Regions from separate parts of the Homo sapiens genome. Here region 1 is linked to region 2. The links are chromatin loops, found by intact Hi-C in ENCODE. Cell type or tissue: PC-9. All regions are shown on one strand. Links, peaks and the distances in the headings refer to the core of each region. The heading gives the core; the rest is flanking DNA.

Evidence for each region. Hi-C counts contacts between places; a loop is a spot of excess contacts. Peaks named below come from ENCODE experiments on the same cell type or tissue, not always from the same donor. Only the 100,000 strongest peaks of a DNase experiment are listed, where the experiment ranks them.
Region 1: it touches region 2 in a loop (5-fold over the local background); 9 of 110 quality-filtered maps call a loop at or near these places.

The regions. Positions count from the first base shown.
Region 1 is chr15:55,509,969-55,522,531 of GRCh38, reverse strand. It overlaps LOC124903496, which reads left to right. Exons shown (of 2, transcript XM_047433411.1): 2 at 6,261-11,791. The coding sequence starts at 6,308. The coding sequence ends at 7,081. Among named protein-coding and RNA genes, the nearest start is that of DNAAF4, 8.0 kb to the right of the region's middle. In PC-9, for the core only: CTCF peaks have their summits at 3,841 and 8,497; DNase peaks (open chromatin) are centred at 7,831 and 8,501; H3K4me3 peaks cover 2,561 bases; H3K27ac peaks cover 2,614 bases.
Region 2 is chr15:55,584,064-55,596,474 of GRCh38, reverse strand. PYGO1 (pygopus family PHD finger 1) reads left to right here and starts at 8,130. Exons shown (of 3, transcript NM_001367806.1): 1 at 8,130-8,640. The coding sequence starts at 8,592. LOC124903497 (a long non-coding RNA gene) reads right to left here and starts at 7,925. Exons shown (of 2, transcript XR_007064647.1): 1 at 7,656-7,925; 2 at 4,678-7,172. RefSeq lists silencers at 8,109-8,228, 8,309-8,358. In PC-9, for the core only: no CTCF peak of the experiment used is centred there; a DNase peak (open chromatin) is centred at 8,194; H3K4me3 peaks cover 2,119 bases.

The sequences.
Region 1 (12,563 bases), core at 3,624-11,623, 73 kb after region 2:
GGAAAGCTCACAATCACGGTAGAAAGCAAGGAGGAGCAAGTCACATCTTACGTGGATGGTGGCAGGCAAAGAGAGGAGCACTTGTGCATGGAAACTCCTGTTTTTATAATCATCAGATCTCGTGAGACTTACTCTCTCTCATGAGAACAGCATGGAAAATACCTGCCCCCATGATTCAATTACCTCCCTCCAGGTCCCTCTCACAACACGTGGGAATTCAAGATGAGATTTGGGTGGGGACACAGCCAAACCATATCAATACATCTAACCAGGGAAGTGAAAGATTTCTATAATGAGAATTACAAAACAGTGCTGAAAGAAATCAGAGACAAAACAAACAAACGGAAAAACATCCCATGCTCATGGACAGGAAGAATCAATATTGTTAAAATGGTCATACTGCTCAAAGCAATTTACAGATTCGATGCTGTTCCTATCAAACTCCTCACATTTTCCACAGAATTAGAAAAAAACTATTTTAAGATTCATTTGGAACCAAAAAAGAGCCTGTATAGCCAAAGCAATCCTAAGCAAAAAGAACAAAGCCAGAGACATCACACTACCTGACTTCAAACTATACTACAAGGCTTCCGTAACAAAAACAGGATGGTGCTAGTACAGAAACAGACATATAAAGCAATGGAACAAGTTAGAGGACCCACAGATAAAGTCACGCATCTGCAACCATATGATCTTCAGCAAAGCTGATGCTAACAAGCAGTGGGAAAAGAACTCACTAGTCAAAAAATGGTGCTAGGATAACTGGCTAGCCATATACAGAATGTTGAAACTGGAACCCTATGTTTCACCATGTACAAAAATGAACTCAACATGGATTAAAGACTGAAGTGTAAAACCTAAAAGTATAAAAACCCTAGAAGAAAACCTAGGAAATACTCTTCTGGGCATCAGACCTGACAAAGACTTCATGATGAGAATTCCAAAAGCAATTGCAACAAAAGCAAAGACTGACAATAGGGACCTAATTAAACTAAAGAGCTTCTACACAGCAAAAGAAACTATCAACAGAGTTAACAGGCAACCTAGAGAATGGAAGAAAATCTTTGCAAACTATGCATCTGACAAAAGTCTAATATTCAGCATCTATAAAGAACTTAGATCAACAAGCAAAAATCAAATGACCCCATTAAAAAAATGGCAAAGGACATGAACAGATACTTCTCAAAAGAAGACATACACACCAATAAGCATATGAATAAATGCTCAATATCACTAATGATTAGAGAAATGCAAATCAAAACCACAATGAGATAACCATCTCACACTAGTCAGAATGGCTACTAATAAAAAGTCAAAAAATAACAGATGCTGGTGAGGTTGTGGAGAAAAGCAAATGCTTATACACTGTTGGTGGGAATGTAAATTAGTTCAGCCACTGTGGAAAGCAGTCTGGAGATTTCTTAAGGAACTTAAAATAGAGCTACCATTTGACCCAGCAATCCCATTACTGGGTATATACTCAGAGGAATATAAATCATTCTGCCAAGATCATAAAGACACATGCATAAAGACACATGCATGCATATGTTCATTGCAGTACTATTCACAATAGCAAAGACATGGAATCAACCTAAATGCCCATCAATGGTAGACTGGATAAAGAAAAAGTGGTCCATATATACCATGGAACATTATGCAGCCATAAAAAAGGACAAGATCGTGTCCTTTGTAGCAACATGGGTGGGGTTGGAAGTCATTATCCTAAGCGAGTTAACATAGGTACAGAAAACCAAATACCACATGTTCTCACTGATAAGTGGGAGCCAAACATTCACTTTAAGATTCTGAACTATATTCAATTAAGTCATAAATAATCTTTGAATGCTTTGATAATTTCTTTTTTTTTTTTTTTTTTGAGATGGAGTCTCGCTCTGTCGCCCAGGCTGGAGTGCAGTGGCACAATCTCGGCTCACTGCAAGCTCCGCCTCGCGGGTTCACACCATTCTCCTGCCTCAGCCTCCCGAGTAGCTGGGACTACAGGCACCCGCCACCACACCTGGCCAATTTTTTTGTATTTTTAGTAGAGATGGGATTTCACCGTGTTAGCCAGGATGGTCTCGGTCTCCTGACCTCGTGATCCGCCTGCCTCGGCCTCCCAAAGTGCTAGGATTACAGGTGTGAGCCATCGTGCCCGGCCTGCTTTGATAATTTCTAAGTAATATAGAATCCCCAGACCAATCTCAGTTGTTATTTCGTACACATGCTTTTGGATTTTATTTTTATAAGTTATAGAGTGGTTCTTTGAGTCTTACTAATGAGCGTGTTAATTTTTTCCACTTCAATGTGTGAAAGGGATGTGTGTGGACATATGAGGTTGCATTATGTGAACTTATGAGCTTTTCTGGGCTACTAAATGCTTCTTATATGTAACAAATAGTTCTCAATTGCCACTTCTTAGTAGTTTCCATGAAGTAAAAGTAGCTTCTTTGATTACAGTTCTAAATAATACAAGTGGTAGAGATTATTGCAGGTGCAGTGTGACAGAGAAGTATGAAGAGAACACTATTATTTAAAGCAAAGTGTTTGGTGTAGAATGTTAAAGAAGATAGTAAAGGATGAAACTTGGATGGTGAGGAAAATTAAAGTCATGCAAACAGTGAACTTTATTTGCCTTGGTTTATCATAACTACAGATAATGAGCCTGAAAAGAAGCAATAAAATTTATTACAACTGTTAGTAAGTTTTGCCCAATTTTTATGAGTTTTACGAGTAGAAATTTAAGATAAAGTAAAAATGTAAAGTTTTTAACTGCCTAAAGTTTAGGTTAATACAAAATTATAATTTATTTTTTCCCTTATGTTAAAATGATAAATTGGTTTCAGAGCCTTCAGTCTGTTGTTAACCACAGGCAGGTTATTTTTTTACCTTCAATTTAATCTACTCAGATAATGAAACTTTATTTTTTTGAGACAGGGTCTTGCTCTGTCACCCAGGCTGGAGTGCAGTGGTGCCAACATGGATCATTGCAGCCTTCCATTCCTGTACTCAAGCAATCCTCCCACCTAAGCTCCCTGAGTAGCTGGGACTACAGGTGTGAGCCACCACGCCTGAGTAATTTTTTTTTTTTTTTAGAGACATTATCTCACTATGTTGCTCAGGCTGGTTTCAAACTACTGAGCTCAAGCGTCAAGTGCTCTGCCCACCTCAGTTTCCCAAAGTGCTAGGGTTATAGGTGTGAGCCACTGTGCCCAGCCTGCAATTTTATATCTCACAAGAAAAGTTTTCTGATTTTGTCATGGCCTTGATTACAGTACTTAAAAACAAAAACAAAAAACAAAGTACTCATGCTGAAAAAGCTGAAGTTCCTTACAATTGTGTTATCTTTTAGGATTTTTTTCACCCTATATTTTTCTTTTCTCTAGTGTCAACTCCTGTGCCAACCTTGATTTATAGGTAGTCAAGTTAAAATAATTCATTGTTCTCAGATTTCTATGATTTTTTCTTAATCAAGTGACAAATTCTGCTATGATAACTTTTTGATTATGCTTTTCCAAGATCGAACCCTAAATTATATTTTCAAAAATTCAAGATGTCTTTTAGACCTAACTGTTTTTGAGTTTTCCCAAGAGGCCCCTAAAAATCATGAAGATTTATTCTTTTTTTTTTTTTTTTTGTGAGATAGAGCCTCACTCCATTGCCAGGCTAGAGTGCAATGGCGTGATCTTGCCACTAGATTTATTCTTTACTCAAAAAGGAATGGTAAAAATAATTGAAATTGCCTGATATATTTCATATTTCTGAAGTAGCAGAACATTATTGTAAGAACTGCATGGGAAAAGCTGTCAAATTTAAAGTTCAACCATTTCTAGTTCAATTTTTAGGTAAATAGTACCAATATAAACATGTTTCAGAGATTATGCACTTAGCATAATTTTTCAATGTCTTCACTATCCATAGTATGTTCTTTCCTTTGAGGAAAATATTGACCAAATCCTTTTTAAACAGTTATATATTGTATACCAGTAGAGAGTTTTTCTCTTCTCCATTTTCATTTAGCATCAGGCATTCAGTATTATCATCGGCAGGTTATTTCTGCTTTTCTCTCATGCTCACCTGAAGCCTTTGCTATAAGCTGTAGGTTAGAAAGGGTCTTGGCTGGGCGCAGTGGCTCACAGCACTTTGGGAGGCCAAGATGAGAGGATCGCTTGAGGCCAGGAGTTCAAGACCAGCCTGGTCAACAGAGCGAGATCCCATCTCTCAGAAAGAAAAAAAAAGAAAGAAAGAAGAAAAAAAGAAAGAAACAAAGGAAGGAAGGAAGGAAAAGAAAGAAGGAAGGAAGGAAAAGAAAGAAAGAAGGAAGGAAAGAAAGGAAGGAAGGAAAAGAAAGAAAGAAGGAAAGAAAGAGAGAGAGAGAGAGAGAATGAAAGAAAGAGAGAAAGAAAGAAAGAAAAGAAAGGAAAAGAAAAAAAGAAAGAAAGATTGCCTCAATCTAAGGAGGAAACACTTAGGGCATTGCAGAAGACTATAGAATTGATATCCTCAGCTATTGATACGTCAAGAAATTAAGACAGAGGCAGTGAAAAGTGGATGGATCTGAGAGATATTTAGGACTCTGAGGTTGATTGGATTTGTGGCACCTATCTGATATGATTTGGATGTTGTCCCCTCCAAATCTCATGTTGAAATGGAATCCTCAGTGTTGAAATTAGGGCCTGCTGGGAGGTGTTTGGATCATGGGGGAGGATCCCTTGTGAATAGCTTAGCACCGTCCCTTTGGTGATGAGCGAATTCTTGCTCTGAGTTCACCCAAGATCTGGTTGTTTAAAAGTCTGTGGCACCTCCTCCTGTCTCTCTTGCTCCCACTCTCACTATGGGACATGCTAGCTTTCTGTTGCCTTCCACCATGATTGTAAGCTTTCTGAGGCCTCACCAGAAGCAGATGGCAACACTACGCTTCTTGTAAAGCCTGCAGAACCATTAGCCAATTAAACATGTTTTCTTTATAAATTATCCATTTGTATTTATAGCATGCAAAAATGACCGAACACACTATCATAGGTATAATTATCAAATTCAAAAGCATTCAGTTCGTGAATATTAAAAGCTTCAGTTTTGTTCTCACTCAGATAGAAAAAACCATTTCATGTCTGTCAGGATGTGAATCAGAAAAATGACTGTGGCTGGGCATGGTGGCTCGTGCTTGTAATTCCAACACATTGGGAGGCTGAAGTGGGAAGATTGCTTAAAGCCAAGAGTTCAAAACCAGCCTGGGAAAAATATAAAGACCCTGTCTCTACAGAAAAGTTAAAAAAAAAAATGCTTCTGGTAAAGTCCAAGAAGAAAACGATAGATCTGCTCAAATGTCTGAATAAAGTATTGATAATATGAGGGCTTTACACAAAATCATAATTAATCCTTTCAATACCCTACATATAGATATTATTGCTTGCATTTTACAGATAAGGAAACTGAGGCTTGGGGGGAGAACCTTACTCAGGGTCATACAGCTAATAAAAGTAGAATTGGCTGAGTGTAGTGGTGCACGCCTGAAATTCCAGCACTTTGGGAGGCTGAGGTGGGAGGGAGGCTTCTGCCCAGGTTGCAGTGAGCTATGATGACAGTGCCACTGGATTCCTGCCTGGGTGACAGAGTGGGACCCTGTCACTAAAAAAAAAAATAACGATAATTAAAAAAAAAAAAAAGAAAAGTAGACTAGGCATACTAACCCAATTTGTCCAGTTACAAACACTTGATTAGAGGACCAAATTTTGATGCTAAGGAATTAAAAAAAAAAAAAAGGATTTTACCCTGGAAAGATGTTAACATTCCCAACATTCCTGACCTTAGATCCTGAGCCCCCTGGTTTAAAGGCCGCCTCTCTGAACCACTTCCAGTTGCACTTTCTCCAAGTGTAAGGAAGCTGTTCACCTGCAACCTGCTCACCCTTCTACATCATGGTTTGGCTACCTCGAATCCCTGCCCAACAGCCCCAGGCTACTTCCCGGAGTCTTTTCTCTGGCTAGTCCTTCTGAGGGTGGCCTGTGAGTCTTGAGTGTACATCTCTATGTCCAATGACAGGCTGTTAGCTCTGCTATGTTCCTGCATGAAACCCCAAGGAGACTGAGAATTCCAAATGTAAATTTGGCCTTCCAGGTCATTATGAATGCATATTCAGACTATGTAAGGAAATAGAGTTTATTTTATTAAATACTTTCTTAGCTTAATTTATAACTACCGTGTAACATTTGATTCACATGTATAAGGGAGGAGCCCACCCCTCATATTGTCTTATGCCCTAGGCTGCGTCTTGCTCCTGTACACGGATGACCTTCTGCTGGAACATGCCATGGCAGTTGGGTGTGCGAAGGGGACGGATGCCCTGCTTCAGCACCTGGAGAACTGTGTGTATAAGGTGTCCAAGAAGAAAGCTCAGATCTGCAGACAGCAGGTACACTACCTGGGATTCGCTATTCGGAAAGGGGAGCGCAGCCTGGGGTCAGAAAGAAAGCGGGTCATCTGCAGCCTACAGGAACCTAAAACCAGAAGGCAAGTAAGGGAATTCCTGGGAGCTGTGGGGTTTTGCAGATTATGGATTCCAAACTTTGCTGTACTGGTCAAGTCTTTGTATGGAGTTACAAAGGGGGGCGACCGGGAGTCTTTTGAATGGGGACCTCTACAACAGCAAGCCTTTCGTGAGTTAAAGGAAAACCTTATGTCGGCCCCAGTCCTAGGACTACCAGATTTGACAAAGCCCTTTACACTGTATGTGTCAGAAAGAGATAAAATGGCAGTTGGAGTTTTAACCCAGACTGTGGGGCCCTGGCCAAGGCCAGTAGCCTATCTCTCAAAACAACTAGATGGGGTTTCTAAAGGCTGGGCCCCATGTCTAAGGGCCCTGGCAGCAACAGCCCTGTTAGCACAAGAAGGAGATAAACTAACCCTTGGGCAAAACCTGAATATAAAGGCCCCCCGTGCTGTGGTAACTTTGATGAATACCAAAGGACAGCATCAGCTAACAAACGCTAGATTAACCAAGTACCAAAGCTGGCTGTGTGAAAATTCCCACATAACCACTGAAGTCTGTAACACCCTAAATCCCACCACCCTGCTCCCAGTATGAGAGCCCAGTCGAGCATAACTGTGTAGAAGTGTTGGACTCAGTTTGTTCTAGCAGACCTGACTTTCAGGACCAGCCATGGGCATCAGTAGACTGGGAGTTATACGTGGATGGGAGCAGCTTCATCAACCCACAAGGAGAAAGACATGCAGGATATGTGGTGGTAACTTTGGATGCTATCATTGAAGCCAAACTGTTGCCACAGGGACGTCAGCCCAGAAGGCTGAGCTCACTGCTTTAACTTGGGCTCTAGAACTCAGTGAAGGTAAGACTGTAAACATCGACACTGACTCTCGATATGCCTTTCTAACCCTCCAAGTGCGTGGAGCATTATATAAGGAAAAGGGCCGGTTAAACTCTGGGGGAAAGGACATAAAATATCAACAAGAAATTCTACAATTATTAGAGGCAGTGTGGAAACCTCAGAGAGTGGCAGTCATGCACTGCAGGGGACACCAGCGAACCTCCACTTCAGTGGCCTTAGGAAACTCCCGAGCTGACTCAGAAGCTCAAAAAGCAGCATCTACCCCTTACTGGGCATCGGTAGCAGCCTCCTTACTCCCTCAAACACCTGACCTGGTACCTACCTATTCTAAGGAAGAAAAAGAATGTTTCAACACAGAAGGGGGCAAGTAATAAAAGAAGGATGGATCAGACTGCCAGATGGGAGGGAAGCTGTGCCGCAGTTGCTGGGAGCCACAATCATACTGGCCATGCATGAAACCACTCATCTAGGTCAAGAGTCACTTGAAAAGTTGTTAGGCCGGTACTTCTACACTTGCCAGCCCTTGCCAAAGCAGTAGCACAACGGTGCGTTACTTGCAGACAGCAGAACGCAAGGCAAGGCCCCACTGTTCTGCCCGGCCTATAAGCTTACGGAGTAGCTCCTTTTGAGGATCTTCAGGTGGAATTCACAGAAATGCCAAAATGTAGAGGTAACAAGTATTTGCTGGTTCTTGTGTGTACTTACTCTGGGTGGGCGGAGTCTTCCCCAACACGAACCGAAAAGGCCTACGAAGTAACCCTTGTGCTTCTCCGAGACCTTATTCCTAGGTTTGGACTGCCCTTATGAATCAGCTCAGATAACGGGCCGGCGTTTGTGGCTGACTTGGTACGGAAGACAGCAAAGGCATTAGGAATCACTTGGAAGCTGCGTGCCGCCTACTGACCTCAGAGTTTCGGAAAGGTGGAGCGAATTAATCGGACTATCAAAAATGGTTTAGGGAAAGCACGTCAGGAAACAGGATTAAAATGGATACAGGCCCTTCCTATGGTATTGTTTAAAATTAGATGCACCCCTTCTAAGAAAACAGGATACTCCCCTTATGAAATACTGTATCATAGGCCTCCTACTATACTACGGGGACTTCCAGGCACTCCCCGAGAGTTAGGTGACATTGAGTTACAGCGACAGCTACAGGCTTTGGGAAAAATTACACAGACAATCTCGACTTGGGTAAATGAGAGGTGTCCTGTCAGCTTGTTCTCCCCAGTTCATCCTTTCTTTCCAGTTGATCGTGTGTGGATCAAGGACTGGAACGTAGCCCCTTTGCGGCCATGGTGGAAAGGACCTCAGACCGTCATCCTGACCACCCCCACGGCTGTAAAGGTAGAAGGAATCCCAGCCTGGATCCACCACAGCCATGTGAAACTGGCAGCCGCTGAAACCTGGGAGGCAAAACCGAGCCCGGACAACCCCTGCGAAGTGACTCTGAGGAGGCCGACAAACCCTGCTCCAGTCACACCCGGAAGCTGACTGGTCTACGCACGGCCGAAGCATGAGGAGAATCATCGTGGGACTCATTTTCCTTATAATTTGGACTTGTATAGTAAAAACTTCCACTGATTTTCCCCGCATGGAGGACTGCTCTCAGTGTATACATCAGGTTACTGAGGTAAGGCAACAAGTTAAAACAATCTTTCTGTTCTATAGTTACTGTGAATGCCTAGGAACTTTAAAAGGAACATGTTTATATACTGACACTCAGTACAAGGTATGTAGCCTAGGAAACGACCGGCCAGCTGTGTGTTATGACCCCTCTGAGCTTATCCAACACGAAACTGAAAAGGCCTACGAAGTAACCCGTGTGCTTCCCTGAGACCTTATTCCTAGGTTTGGACTGCCCTTACGAATTGGCTTAGATAATGGGCCGGCGTTTGTGGCTGACGGTTTTTGAAATAAGATTAAGGGCTGAAGACTAGTGGGGACGCGTAAATGATACAAGTAAAGTAATAGCCAGAACAGAAGAGAAAGGGGTGCCCAAACACATAATCTTGAAATTTGATGCCTGTGCTGTCATTAGTGGCAGTAAATTAGGAAAGGGATGTGGCTCTTTTGGGAAAAAGGCGATATGACTGAAAATAAGTACATTTGTCATGAATTAGGACTGTGTGGAAATGAATGTGAACACTGGTCTTGTGTCATTTAGGCCACTTGGATAAAAAAATGAAAAGGATCCAGTCCACTTCAGAAAGGAAAAAGTGGCCCTTCCTGTACTAAGGGACAATGTAACCCCTTAGAGCTAGCAACAACCAATCCCCTTGATCCTTGCTGGAAAAGAGGGGAGCATGTGACCTTAGGAATCGATGGGGCAGGACTGGATCCTTGAGTAAATATCTTAGTTCGAGGAGAAGTTTACAAACGCTCTGCTCAGCCAGTGTTTCAAACTTTCTAAGATGAACTAAATGTGCCAGTACCAGAAATTCCAGGAAAAACAAGAAATTTGTTTTTGCAATTAGCCAAGCATGTAGCCCAGTCTCTCAGTGTCACTTCATGTTATGTATGTGGAGGAACTGTGATGGGAGATCAATGGCCATGGGAAGCCCAAGAATTAGTACCTACAGACCCAGTTCCCAATGAATTCCCAGCTCAAAAGAGTCACCTTGATAATTTCTGGACCCTGAAGCCTCAATTATTGGACAATATTGCATAGCTAGAGAAGGAAAATAATTCACTCACCCCTTAGGACAACTTAGTTGTCTGGGACAGAAACTGTATAATGGTACCACAAAAACAGTCACTTGGTGGAGTTCAAATCACACAGAAAGGAATCCATTTAGTAAATTCCCAAGGTTGCAAACCATGTGGACCCACCTGGAGTCCCACTAGGACTGGACAGCCCCCACTGGATTATACTGGCTATGTGGGCATAGAGCTTACGCTAAATTACCTGGCCAGTGGGCAGGTAGTTGTATTACTGGCACTATTAAACCATCTTTCTTCCTACTGTCCATAAAGACAGGCGAACTCCTGGGCTTCCCTGTCTATGCTTCCCATGAAAAAAGAAGCATAGCTATAGGAAATTGGAAAGATAATGAATGGCCCCCAGAGAGAATCATACAATATTATGGACCTGCTACTTGGGGACGAGATGGTTCATGGGGATACTAGACCCCCATTTACATGCTCAACCAAATCATATGGTTACAAGCTGTCTTAGAAATAATCACTAATATGGGCTGGGCGCGGTGGCTCACACCTGTAATCCCAGCACTTTGGGAGGCCAACGCAGGTGGATCACGAGGTCAGGAGATTGAGACCATCCTGGCTAACATGGTGAAACCCCGTCTCTACTAACAATACAAAAAATTAGCCAGGGGTGGTGGCGGGTGCCTGTGGTTCCAGCTACTTGGGAGGCTGAGGCAGGAGAATGGCGTGAACCTGGGAGGCAGAGCTTGCAGCGAGCCGAGATTGTGCCACTGCACTCCAGCCTGGGCGACAGAGTGAGACTCCATCTCAAAAAAAAAAAAAAAAAGAAAAGAAAGAAAGAATCACTAATAAAACCGACAGAGCCTTGACTATTCTGGCCTGTCAAGAGACTCAGATGAGAAATGCTATCTATCAAAATAGATTGGCTCTTGACTACTTGCTAGCAGCTGAAGGAGGGGTCTGTGGGAAATTTAACCTTACTAATTGCTGTCTACACGTAGATGATCAAGGGCAAGTAGTTGAAGACATAGTCAGAGATATGATAAAACTGTCACATGTGCCCATGCAAGTGTGGCATGGATTTGATCCTGGGGCCATGTTTGGAAAATGGTTCCCAGTGTTAGGAGGATTTAAAACTCTTATAATAGGAGTTATATTAGTAATAGGAACCTGCTTACTGCTCCCTTGTTTGCTACCTGTACTTCTTCAAATGATAAAAAGCTTCATCGCTACCTTAGTTCACCAAAATGCTTCAGAACAACTGTACTATATGAATCACTATCGATCTGTCTTGCAAGAATACATGGGTAGTGAGGATGAAAGTGAGAACTCCCACTAATTGACTGAGGTTCTCAAAGTGGGGGAATAAGGGAGGAGACCACCCCTCATATTGTCTTATGCCCAATTTCTGCCTCCAAAGAAAGAAGTAAAAATTAAAAGGCAGAAATGGAATCCACAGGCAGATAGCCCAGCATCACGCCCTGGGCCTGGTAGTTAAGAATCAACCCCTGACCTAACTGCTCGTGTTATCTATAGATTTCAGACATTGTATGGAAAAACATTGTGAAAATCCCTGTCCTGTTTTATTCCGTTCTGATGACCGGTGCATGCAGCTCCCAGTCACGTACCCACTGCTTGCTTAATTGATCACGACCCTCTCACGCGGACCCCGTTAGAGTTGTAAGCCCTTAAAAGGGACAGGAATTGCTCACTCGGGGAGCTCGGTTTTTGGAAACGTGAGTCTGCTGATGCTTCCAGCTGAATAAAGCCCTTTCCTTCCACAACTCGGTGTCGTCTGAGGGGTTCTTGTCTGTGGTTCGTCCCGCTACACGTACAGGGTAATGGTTTAATATTTCATGAATAATATTAATTGTATTTCAAAATTAATGTGGTTAAATATACTGATATACTTTAATACATTTTTTCAACAGTTTAATGTTTTGGCATAGATAATAAATACAAATAGGAATTTGCATTTATCTAATGACAAAATGTTAACATTTTAAACTCTACTCAGTTATAAACTAAACTCAATTTTAAAATGTTTAAAAAATGTGTGGATGACACAAAAACAAACCTTCATGTTTGTTTATATTCTCCCCTTATTAATCCTCTTTAAGGATTAATTAAGCCTACAAAATTCTACTTTAATAATAGTTGTTCTCCTTAAGAGTCCCTTAAAACTTTTTTTTTTAATTAAATAACTAGGCCAGGTGTGGTGGCTCACACCTGTAATCCCAGCACTTTGGGAGGCTGAGGTGGGTAGATCCCCTGAGGTCAGGCATTCAAGACCAGCCTGGCCAACATGGTGAAACCCCGTCTCTACTAAAAATACAAAAAAATTAGCCAGGCATGGTGGCGCATGCCTGTACTCCCAGTTACTAGGGAAGCTGAGGCAGGAGAATCACTTGAACCCAGGAGGTGGAGGTTTCAGTGAGCCAGGATCACACCACTGCACTCCAGTCTGGGCAATGGAGCGAGACTCCGTTTTGAAAAAAAAAAAATGAAATAAGTGGTATTGTGCCAAAACAAGTCTAATAGGAAAAACAATCAAGC
Region 2 (12,411 bases), core at 4,412-12,411:
TGAGAGCAGCTGGGGCAACACGGTGAAACCCCATCTTTACTAAAATATGAAAAATTACCCAGGCGTGGCAGTGTGTGCCTGTAGTCTCAGCTACTCAGGAGGCTGAGGCAGGAGAATTGCTGGAACTCAGGAGATGAAGGTTGCAGTGAGCCAAGATCATGCCAGTGCACTCCAGTCTGGGTGACAGAGCAAGATTCTGTCTCCAGAAAAAAAAAATTGGGGTAAACTGGGGGAAGGATGCACAGGGCTTCCCTGTGCATTTCTTTATAACCTCCTTTGAAGCCATAATTATTTCAAAATAAAAAGTTAAAAAAAAACCCAGCAGTCTGGCTACTAAGTGGAAAATGAATTGAACAGAGGACAAAAAATGTGGAGAAAACTTGGGTGATTATTGCATAAGTCCAGAAAAGAAATAAATGATTTTGGCTAGATTTGGATGGTGGTAGTGGGGATAGAGAAGAATGGACACATCTGAGAATATATAGGTGGTAAAATTTGTGGAATCTGATGATGGATGGGATATAAAAGGCTAAAGAGGGCCAGGCTCCGTGGCTCACGCTTGTAATCCCAGCAGGCCAAGCTGGTTGGATCACATGAGGTCAGGAGTTCAAGACCAGCCTGGCCATTATGGCGAAATCCCATCTCTACTAAAAATACAAAAATTAGCTGGGTGTGGTGGTGGGCACCTGTAATCCCAGCTACTCGGGATGCTGAGGCAGGAGAACCAATTGAACCTGGGAGGCAGAGGTTGCAGTGAGCCAAGATCATGCCATTGCATTCCAACCTGGGCAACAAGAGTGAAACTCTGTCTCAAAAAAAGAAAGGCTAAAGAGAATAAGATCAAAAGTATTCTGAAGTAAAACTTTGTCCCATATTTCATAATATAGAAAATAAACATGTATTTAGGGCATGACAGCAAATATTTGGGAGGCACCATTTTATGACATAGTATATTCCAGAACCAAAGGTGCTTATTGATATGAGGTCCCTTACAGAGCTTTGCTAGGCTAAAGTACACACCATCATTGTGTCAATAATAAATTTATTGCCTCTCAACTCCAAATTTATCCTTCCTTGCCTGCTCTGCAAAAATGGAGCTGGACTCTAAATATTAATATTTTGCCTTTGCCAGCTGGCATGATGTTAAACTTTGTCAGTAGAAGGTGCTGGAGAGACATTATAAGAGTAAGGGGCTTTTGCTTTCCTTCCTGTTTCGGTTGTTCCTCTGAACGGGTTTCTGCAGCATTCATAGCCTCCTTCCAGGTCCTGCAGTGCTGGCAACATCAGTGCCAGGCTCTGCAATGCCGGCAGCACCCAGGGCATCTTCCTTTGGCACTCCCCTCAGAAGGTAGCACCACAGCAGCTTCTCTGGCATCCAGTGAGCCGCAGCTGTGCACTCACCGGTAAGGTCAGGATCTTAGCCTGGAGAGGAGGGGGACCTCTTCTTTAGGTGCTTTATCTTAGTTTTAAGGATAGTGCCTGCTCCTTATATCTGTTTTTCTCAAATACTTTAGCATTCTCTTTACTTCATACTGTCCCTCACTTCACTTCATACTAATCCCTTACTACTTCAATCCCTTGGTATAGTTAATAATCCTTTATATTAAACTTTCTCCATTCAAACTGTGTGCCCCTTGTGTCCTGATGGAATCCTGATTAATACAAACCATCTTCCAAAGTTTGCTGTTGTTATTGCCCTCAACTTTGAGCTTTTGATAGCACTATATTTGTCAACGAAAGGCTCCTGGATATGATTGGCCGATGGCTAGAGTTTGCTAAACTGGCTGCAGCTTCAATTACAACATGAAAGGATTCAAACCAATTTGCAAAACTTCCAAACATCTAGATTGGATTTGATTTTTATTTCCATTCAATGTAATACAAATCTGTGATTGCAAATGTTTTAAAATAGAACTTACAGAAATATTTTCCTTTTTTTTTTTAAAGTGTACATGTTAATCGAAACCAACTTAGATTAGAGGCTGAGTGCTTAAACATTGCATCACGCAACCATCCACAATAAAAACATGCAAAATTTGAGATGAAAAATATTAAAAGCAGACTATAAAATCAATACTTTAAAATATAAGAAAACCAAAAAGTTCAGTAGATGCCAGGCCAAGGATGACTGATGATAGAAATGAGTACTTCTTTCCGCAGCATGTGATACTGTTTCTTCCTTTTCTTTATTGCCCTAACAGTCCTGTTTTCTTTGTCATTCTTTCATGATTTCCTTTACAGCCTCCTCTATCTTTGTTAACCTTTTAAACTGTCATCATTTCCTTGCATTCTGTTCTTGGCTCTTATTTTTCTTTGGTCCTTGATGAGTTTATCCATTCTTAGGTAATGTCTCCTTCATGTGTATCTGCAGCCTAGGCCTGTCATCTGAGCTCCAGAGTCCTTTATATAGCCCATGTTCTAGCCCAGGGGTCAGCAAACTACCATGTGTGGGCCAAATCCAGTTCATTGCCTGTTTTTTTTTTTTTTTTTTTTGAGTCTTGCTCTGTCGCCTAGGCTGGAGTGCAGTGGCGCGTTCTTGGCTCACTGCAAGCTCCGCCTACAGGATTCACGCTGTCCTCCTGCCTCAGCCTCCTGAGTAGCTGGGACTACAGGTGCCCGCCACCACGCCCGGCTAATTTTTTGTATTTTTAAGAGAGACATCGCAGACTCAGGTGTCCGAAACTAAGCTCATCATCATCCCACTTCACCAACTATTACCACCATCAAATGTCTCCCTGTATTCTGTGTCACCTAAAACAAGTCTGGGAGCAAATTCCTGATTTGTCCTTCACCTTCCCCATCTAAACAATTACCACGTTGTCAGTTGTTACCACCATTCCTTATGCTTCCTCTCCACTACCCCACTTCAATGTAGAAGGCCCTCATCCATCTCTTACCTCATTTTCTCTATAATTTCCTTTTTTAATTTTTTTAACTTTTAAGTTCAGGGGTACATGTGCAGTTTTGTTATTTAGGTAAACCTGTGTCATGGGGGTTTGTTGTACAGATTATTTCATCAGCCAGGTATTAAGCCTAGTACCCAACAGTTATTATTTCTGATCCTCTCCCTCCTCCCACCCTCCACCACCTGGTAGGCCCCAGTGTCTCTTATTCCCCTCTATGTATCTATGTGTTCTCATCATTTAGCTCCCACTCATAAATGAGAACATGTGGTGTCTGGTTTTCTGTTCCTGTGTTAGTTTGCTAAGGATAATGGCCTACACTCCATCTATGTTCCTGCAAAGGACATGGTCTTGTTCTTTTTATGGCTGCGTAGTATTCCATGGTGTATATGTACCACATTTTCTTTATCTGGTCTATCATTGATGGGCATTTAGGTTGATTCCATGTCTTTGCTATTGTGAACAGTGCTGCAATGAACATATGTGTGCATGTGTCTGTATGACAGAATGATTTATTTTCCTTTGGGTATATACCCAGTAAAGAGATTGCTGGGTCAAATGGTAGTTCTGGGGTTGCAGAGAAAAAGGAATGCTTATACACCGCTGGTGGGAGTATAAATTTGACTTTTTAATAATAGCTGTTCTGACTGGTGTGAGACGGTATCTCATTGTGGTTTTGATTTTCATTTCTCTAGTGATCAGTGATGTTGAGCTTTTTTTCATATGCTTGTTGGCTACATTATAATTTCTAATTGGTATGATTTGAATGTATCTGCTCCAAAATTCAGGTGTTGACAATATGATAGTGTTAGGAGGTGTTGGTTTTTTTTTTCTTTTTGAGACAGAGTCTTGCTCTGTCGCCCAGGCTGGAGTGCAGTTGCGCAATCTCGGCTCACTGCAAGCTCTGCCTCCCGGGTTCACGCCATTCTCCTGCCTCAGCCTCCTGAGTAGCTGGGACTAGAGGCACCTGCCACCACGCCTGGCTAATTTTTTGTATTTTTAGTAGAGACGGGGTTTCACCATGGTAGCCAGGATGGTCTCGATCTCCTGACCTCGTGATTTGCCTGCCTCGGCCTCCCAAAGTGCTGGGATTACATGCGTGAGCCACCGCGCCTGGCCAGGATGTGTTGCTTTTAAGAGGTGGTTAGACCATGCGGATTCCTCCCTCATGAATGGGATTAGGTGCCCTTCTAAAGGGGCTTCATAAAGGGAATGTGCTCTTTTTTGCCCTTCTAGCTTCTGCCTTGTAAGGACACAGTGTTCCTTCCTTCCGGAGGACATAGTGTTCAAAGCACCATCTTGGAAGCAGAGAGCAGCTCTCACCAGATGCCAGCACCTTAATCTTAAGAGTTCTTACCCTCCAGAACTGTGAGGAATACATTTCTGTTCTTTAAAAATTACCCAGTCTGTGGTGCTCTGTTATAGCAGCACAAATAGACTAAGATACTAATGTTCTGTGCCTCTCTAATCCATCTTTCACCTAGTAGCCAGAATGATCTTTCTAAAATTCAGACCTAAACATGTCACTCACCTGCTTAAACTCATCAATGTTTCTCCATTGCTTTCAGGATAAAATCAAACATTCTTGGTGTGGCATGCAATGCCCTTCAGAGGTCTGGCCTCTTGTCTACTTCCTCAAAATCAGCTCCTGCCACTTCTCAAAAGGTACCTTATGCTCCAGCCAGTCCTAACTACTTACAGTCTCCAAAAGATTCATACGTTTTCACCCTTCTTGTCCTTTGGAAACTCTGTTCCCTCTGATTACAAGACTCCATTTGCCCTTGCAATCCATTTTATTTTCTACATGTTCTCACCTCAACCATTTTATGGTAAAATACATATAACATAAAATTTACCATTTTAGCCATCAAATACAATTTAGTGGCATTAATTACATTCACATTGTTGTGTAACTATTACCACTATCCATCTCCAGAAAATTTTCAATATCCCAAACTGAAATACTGTACTCATTAAACAGTAACTCCTCATTACCTAACCTTTATCCTCAACCCCTGGTAACAACTCCTACATGTTCTTTTTTTTTTTTTTTTTTTTTTGAGACAGAGTCTCTCTCTGTCGTCCAGGCTGGAATGCAGTGGCACAATCTTGGCTCACTGCAACCTCTGCCTCCTGGGTTCAAGCAATTCTCTGCCTCAGCCTCCCGAGTAGCTAGGATTACAGGCACCCACCACCATGCCTGGCTTTTTGGTGTGTTTTTAGTAGAGACGGGGTTTCACCGTCTTGGCCAGGCTGGTCTTGAACTCCTGACCTCGTGATTCACTCACCTCGGCCTCCCAAAGTGCTGGGATTACAGGCATGAGGTACTGTGCCCGGCCTCCTATATGTTCTTTTTAAGGCTCTCCTAAAAACATCATCAGCTACCTGCCTCCCAAGCTGAGTGGAGGGTTTCTGTCCTCTGCTGACACGGAAGTCTATTGCAGTGCTTGGCATTTTGCATTGTTCATGTTACCTTAAACCTCTACTTCCTGCCCTAAACTGTGAACTTCTTAAGGACAGGAACCATTGTCTCAATCTCTGTATACAATCTTTGGGTGACAATGTTTTATACCAAATGGCTGATAAATGCAAGTCATCAAATCTGCTCATTGCTTTTGAATCACCTAGAGAGCCTTTAAAAACAGACGTCTAGGGATTCTGACTCTAGTAAATCTGGGGAGGGACTTAGGAATCTGAAATTTTGGAATGCTCTCCAGGTAATTCTGATTATGTGCAAGGAAGCCATCAAGATTTGGAAGTAAAATCGATTTAAAAGACTATGCCCAAGTAAGATGGTCTTTTTATTCTTGATGAATCATTAAAAAGAAGCCAATTCATTTCTCTTGATTTTCATGCTATTTCTGAGTCTCTAGCTTTAGGGAATTACAATAAAGAACTCAAAATCTCTTAGCAATGATTTTTCTGAACCATTCTCCTTCCACTAAGAGTTATAAAATGAAAATATGTCATTTCCATATTTTTCTGGAGGGGGGACAGGGTCTTGCTTGCTCTGTTAACCAGGATGAAGTGTAGTGGTGTAATCATCGCTCACTGCAACCTTGAACTCCTGGGCTTAAGGGATCTTCTTGCCTCAGTTTCCTGAGTAGTTGGGACTATAGGCCGGTGCCACCACGCCTGGCTAATTTTTAAAAATTATTTTGTAGAGAAGGGTCTAGCTTTGTTACCCAGGCTGGTCTCAAATTCCTGGGCTAAAGTGATCCTCCCGCCTCAACCTCCCAAAGTGTTGGGATTTACAGGCGTGAGCCACCACAGCTGGCCTTCATTTCTTTGTTGACTTACCAAAGTGCTTTCAAATTTTCCTCCAACCACCCTATAACATAGATTATTAGATTCAATCTGCTTTATTTTTAATTTTTTTTTTTTTTTTTTTTTGAGACAGAGTCTCACTCTGTCACCCAGACTGGAGTGCAGTGGCGCGATCTCGGCTCACTGCAAGCTCCGCCTCTCGGGTTCACGCCATTCTCCTGCCTCAGCCTCCCGAGTAGCTGGGACTGCAGGCGCCCGCCACCACACCCGGCTAATTTTTTTTTTGTATTTTTAGTAGAGACGGGGTTTCACCGTGTTAGCCAGGATGGTCTTGATCTCCTGACTTCATGATCCGCCTGCCTCGGCCTCCCAAAGTGCCGGGATTACAGGCGTGAGCCACCGCGCCCGGCCCCCAATCTGCTTTATTATATTACCATTTGCTTCGGCTTTATTACACTTACCAAAGCCCTGCCACCCCAGTCGTCCCAGGGCCACTTCAAATCTCTTTATTCATACATCAATGAATATTTTCCCGAACACTTACTATGTGTTACTCAGTATTAGGTACCAGAGGATACAGCAGTGAGCCAGTCAAAATTCCTGCCTGCATGGCGCTTACATTCTAGTTAGGAGGAACCTTCTCCTCAGAGTGCTTCCTGTAAGAATATTTTCCTTAGCCTGTCCTAGTCTGACTCTTCTAATCAGGAATTCCATAATTCCAGACCACCCTTATTAGATAAAGGGTAACATTTGCCTCCGGCCACGCTATGTCTTAACGACGATCAGCCGCTGTGGCGATTGTCTGGTATGCAGCTGTTGAGGCTGTACATTGGCTTCATGTTAACATCTGTTCTCTGTGACACTGTGCAGCTGAATGAGTTGGGTGTCTGTCTCCGGAAGGACGAGACTCCTGTCTGTAGCTAGTTCTGTGTCCTCCCACGCTTCATGAGTGCTTTTCGGTGATTCTTACATCAAAATAAGCCCAGTGGATAACCAGAAAACCTAGCAAAACAAAAACAAAAACAAAAAACAAAAAACAAAAACCAGGGAAAACAATTTCGTAGAAGTGCGTTAAACAATGTCGGAGCTAGAAGAGACCTTCGAGATGTAGCCCCACTGCCTTTTATAGACAAGAAAACTGAGACCCAGAGAGGTTACCTAAGTCGCCTCCGGTCACACAGCCCAACTGAAGAATGTGGACCGGTGATCACATCTAATTTACAATCACACTGGGGGTGTTCCTCCTAAAATTTAACGTCTAAATGAGATCCAGCCGCGTCACCGCTTCTACCCACGCTCCCCCCTCCCCCGCCCACCGTCCTTTCTGGTATTTATTCTACGTCGCTCTTTCTTGAAGAGTCAAGTCGTTAAAATACCAAGTGGAGGCATTCTACAGACAGGTGTCCACACCACGGCCACGCGGACACGGAGTCGGGGAATCTGGATCCCCACATGCCCGCCGAGAACTCTCCAGCTCCCGCTTACAAAGTTTCCTCGCATGGTACGTTCATCTTTCCGATCCCTAGCTGCGAGGCCGAGACGCCTGCTGCTGTGGCCTCCGACGAAGTTCGGAGATGCCCTTTCCTTGCGAAAGCTGGGCCCGGTAGCGTCGGCCGCGGGGTCGGGCGTTCTCGGGCCTGGCGGTCGGCGAGGGAGCGCCGGGCGCGGGGCGGGGCGGCCCCTAGGCGCGCGCTGCCCACCCGGGCTGCAAGAGCCGCGGGCCCGCGAGCCCCGGCTTGGAGCAAGAGGCGCGCGCGGGCCGTGGGGGCTGGGCCGAGGCGGAGCGCGAGGCGGCGGCGGTGGCGGGAGGCGCCGCGGGACGAGGCAGCGGCCCCCGCCCCCCGAAGCCCGTCCCCGCGCGGGGCTGGGGAGCTCAGGGCGGGGAAGCCGCGGGGCCGCGCCACGTCCCTCGCCCGCCCCAGAGCGGGTTTTACAGGCGGCTCCAGTCTGGGGGCTTTTGTGTCTGCGACTCGGGAGCGGCGAGAGAGCAGACCTCCTCCTCAGAGGGCGCTGTGAGTGTGCCGCCAGGGCCGGGCCGCGAGCCTCCTGCTTCCCCTGTCAGCGGCTCCTGAGGCGGCGGCGAAGAAGAAGGAGTGGGAGGAGGCGGCGGCGGCGGCGGCGCACTCGCCCTCAGCACATGCCGGCCCCGGGTGGGGGGCCGCCCCCAGGCCGCGCTCCCGGCCACCGCCGCTGAGCCCCGCCGGTGCCCGCACGCCGCCCCGCCGCCCCGCCGCCCCGAGGCCTCGTCCTCCTCCCAAACTTTGCAAAGTCGGCCCGCGTCCCCACCGCCCTCGGCCGTGCCTCGGCTCCGAGGCTTGCCTCGCAGCCGCAGCGGCCCCGCGAGGAGGAGGAGCCGCCGCCGCAGCATCAAAGAGACCGAATTCCCGCGGCCTGGGGGGGAGTCATGCTTTGCGGTCTGTAATGTCAGCAGAACAGGAGAAGGATCCCATTTCGCTGAAGAGAGTTCGAGGTAACCGAGAAGGGTGCCGGATTGGGGGAACCGGGGTGAGTGAGGTGCGCGGGGCCCCGTGCCCGGCCGCCGGGAGGCCATGGGGCTCTGTCCGGGCCTAAGTCCGCGCAGCCCGCGTCCCGCCGGCACCCCGGGGCCGAGGCTGCGATCCGAGCGCGCGGCCCGGGCGCCCGCTGGCCCCCGAGACATCCGCGCGGATCCCTCGCCTCCCGACTTTGTGTTCGGAGGCAGTTGGAGCCGCAAGCAGCATCCTTTCTTACCCCCTCCTCACCCACCTCTCCTCGTTCTCAAGACAGCACAATAGGCACCTCAAAGGGTGAAAAACAGACACCCCCTGGCAGAGACCTCGAACGGTGCCCACCCCCTCAAAAAAAGTAAGTTGGAGTACACAAGAGTTGATGCTGTTGAAGAAGGGCTCCTGGGCTTTCACGTCTCTCCTGGCCCCCTTCTCGCCCCCCCACCCCGGCAAAGGCAACAAATATTCAGTTTATTTTCCGTAGGTTTAAGAGGAGAAGCTACAAATTCAGAAGGCATTTTCTCTGTTGGTTTATGGATAAGATATTATCTAAAATCAGTGTTATGCATGGTTGATTTTCTTCTTTCTTGCGCACTGGTTAGGAATTTTCCTTTCGTGTTACTATCATCTAAGAAAAATCAGAGGGAACCATGTGTCAAACAAAAGATACTGCATATAAGTTCACAAAAGTCAAATGCCACCCGGAAATTGGGGGATGCCTTTTAGCTCTTAATAAGGTTAAGACTGAAAGTTCTAGAGTTGGAGTAGTACTCACTGTTCATTAAGCAAATATTTATTGAACATCTACTATGTGCTAGACACTGTTCTTGTTACTGGGATACAGCAGTGAACAAAGCAGATAGACAATCTTCATCCAGTAGGAGTTCACCCTCTTGTGGGATAAACAAATGATAAACAGTAGATACAGAATGTCAAATCGTAGGTGGTATGGTGGACAACAAAACAGGAATAGAGGAGAGGAAATATGTGTGGGGATGGGAAGTATGGATTGTATGTAAGGTGATCATGAAAGGGCTCACCTGGTAGATAATGTTTGAGCAAAGACCTAAAGGAAATGATAGAGCCAGGGCCATATGAATTCACGTGGGAAGAGCAGTCTCTGAAAAGCAACAGCAAATGCAAAGCCCCTGTGTCTGGAATATGCCCAGTGTGTGCAATCAACAGCAAAGAAGCTATTGTAACTGCAGCAAAGTGAGCAAGGAAAGAGTCCTGTGACAGGGGCTAAGGAGTAGGATCAAGAATTATTTGATTCTTGAAAAGTGAGCAAAGGTGATAGATATCATTAAGAGTACATTTTTAAATTATAGCATTTTAATAGTAAAATTACAGTCGTTCAGTAGTCTTAATGCTGCCGGCTATAGGATGATTGTGTATTAGAGGGCCTGGTGTGCCATTTAAAAGACTTTGGCTTTTACTCTGAGAAAAGGTCTGCAGAGTTTTGAGCATAAGAGTGAGTGATCTGACATTTTAAACAGGGCATCTTAAGCTGCTGTGCGGAGAATAGACTGTAGAGAAAAGGCTGAAGCAGGGGAGACTAGTAGGGAGGTGATTGCAATAGTCATCCAAACAGGGTAAACAGGGTAAAATGCTTTATAAATCAGTAAGTAGGAAGGTAAATTTCCGGCTGACTTAAGTGATGTAGAGATGAAGGACCACAGTCATTCATTTTTGTTTTTGTTCAATGTGACTAGAAATTAAACATGTATAGAACTAGCTTGTGACACACAATCCAAAAGACATCCACTCAAGAGTATTTTGGTAGAAAATGATTTTCTTAGCCATTTAAGAGAAAACATAATTTAGAGAATATTGTTTTTAAAGGCTTAATATCAGCACAACCTTTAATTTGGTGAAATATTTTAATTGTCTTTTTCTGTTTGTGGTTGTGAGTTGCCAAAGCCTTTAAGGAATAGACCTTCCTGAGATACAATTATTCCCCTGATATTTGTGCTGTATAATTTTGCCTACTATTATAAATTGTTTTGGGGTTAAAGGAAAAGAAAGAGCTATCAAGTTTATACCTTTGAACTGAATTATCAGTCCTAATCAAATTTAATTCTAAATAAAATGGATGAGTGTTTTATTGTGGGTCAAGAACACAGATATATCTTCATTTTGTTCCAACTGCTGTTAAGTTCTATGGCGTAGCTATTGGGGTTGGCTCCGGTGTCAGCTCAAGAATATTCTGAGAGTTAAGTACCAGAATAAAAGACAAAACACTTTTTAAAATAAAAAGTCAGTATTTTTATGTTATGGGGAGAATTTTCTTAATGTCATTTTGTAATAATTAGAACATTCATTAAAAAATTTTTTGGAATATTTTATGATTAGCTCTTCTGAAGCACCATTCTGCTGAACTTCATTGCCCTGGAGCTTTTTGTTATTTAATGTAATTTATATCATCAGACTGCATGCAGGATGTGGTGTTTGCAGGGCATAAACTCTGGAGCAGTGCTTTTCAAACTGTTTCCCATCTGCTGATGTGATAGAGACAGACCTTTTTAATGGTTGTGTATTTATTTTATATGTATTAAAAGAGTCACCAAATACCTTGCTTAGGATAAGGCTAAGATACATATGTGTATAAATACACACATATAGCAATTTAAATGAATTATTAACACACATATAGCAATTACATGAATTATTAAGAAAGTAATATTATAGGTAGAACTCAGATATGGCAAAACTAAAACATGAATGACTGAGGACTTTACAGTAGCATGCTCTGCAGACCAAAAGCATCATAATCACTTGTGATGCTTATTAAAATATAGATTCGTGGATCTACGGAATCAGGACTTCTGGGATCCACAGAGTTGGGACTTCTGCATCTTTAACAAGATCCCCAGGTGCTCCTTATGCATACTGAAGTTTGAGAAATGCCACTAATAGACCTAGATTATAAAGGTGTGAGTAGACCAGAAGCAGCTGGCTGTGGTCTTCCAAACTGTCCTTATATTTTAACAATAGATTTAGAATTACTCTTTAGTGACACAGTATCTTACTCCTATTTTCTACCAGTTCTTAACACTCCACCCCCAAACCTTCACCTTTTGATTATAAGACAGATCTATGAGGACAGGTACTATGTCTTGATTATCTTATTTGCCTTGCCCATAGTAAATGTCAAATGAATGAATGAGTGAATACATGAATTATGCTGCTTTCTGATAGTCCATTTCCCCTCATACTACTTTTACTTGCCCTTTTCCCTTAGAATGTCAACTGCCATCGTTATTTTAACCAATACTCCCATTCTCCAGTATTCCTAGAACTCTTTTAGGCATTGATCTGATGGCAATATTCATTCATTTATTCAACAAATATTTATAGAGCAATCACAGTGCCATATAGTGGGAATGCACTAATTAAGATATGACACCTGGCTGGGCGCAGTGGCTCACGCTTGTAATCCCAGCACCTTGGAAGGCTGAGGCAGGTGGATTACTTGACTCCAGGAGTTTAAGAACAGCCTGGACGACAACCTGTCTCTACTAAAAGTACGAAAAATTAGCTGGGCGTGGTGGCATGTGCCTGTGGTCTTAGCTACGTGGGAGGCTGAGGTGGGAGAATCACCTGAGCCCAGGGAGGTTGAGGCTGCAGTGAGCTGAGATCGCACCATTCCACTCCCGCCTGGGCAATTGGAGTGAGACCCTATCTGCCCCCACCAAAAAAAAAAAAAAAAAAAGGTATGACACCTGTCTTCAAGAAATTGTTAAGTCTAGTACAGG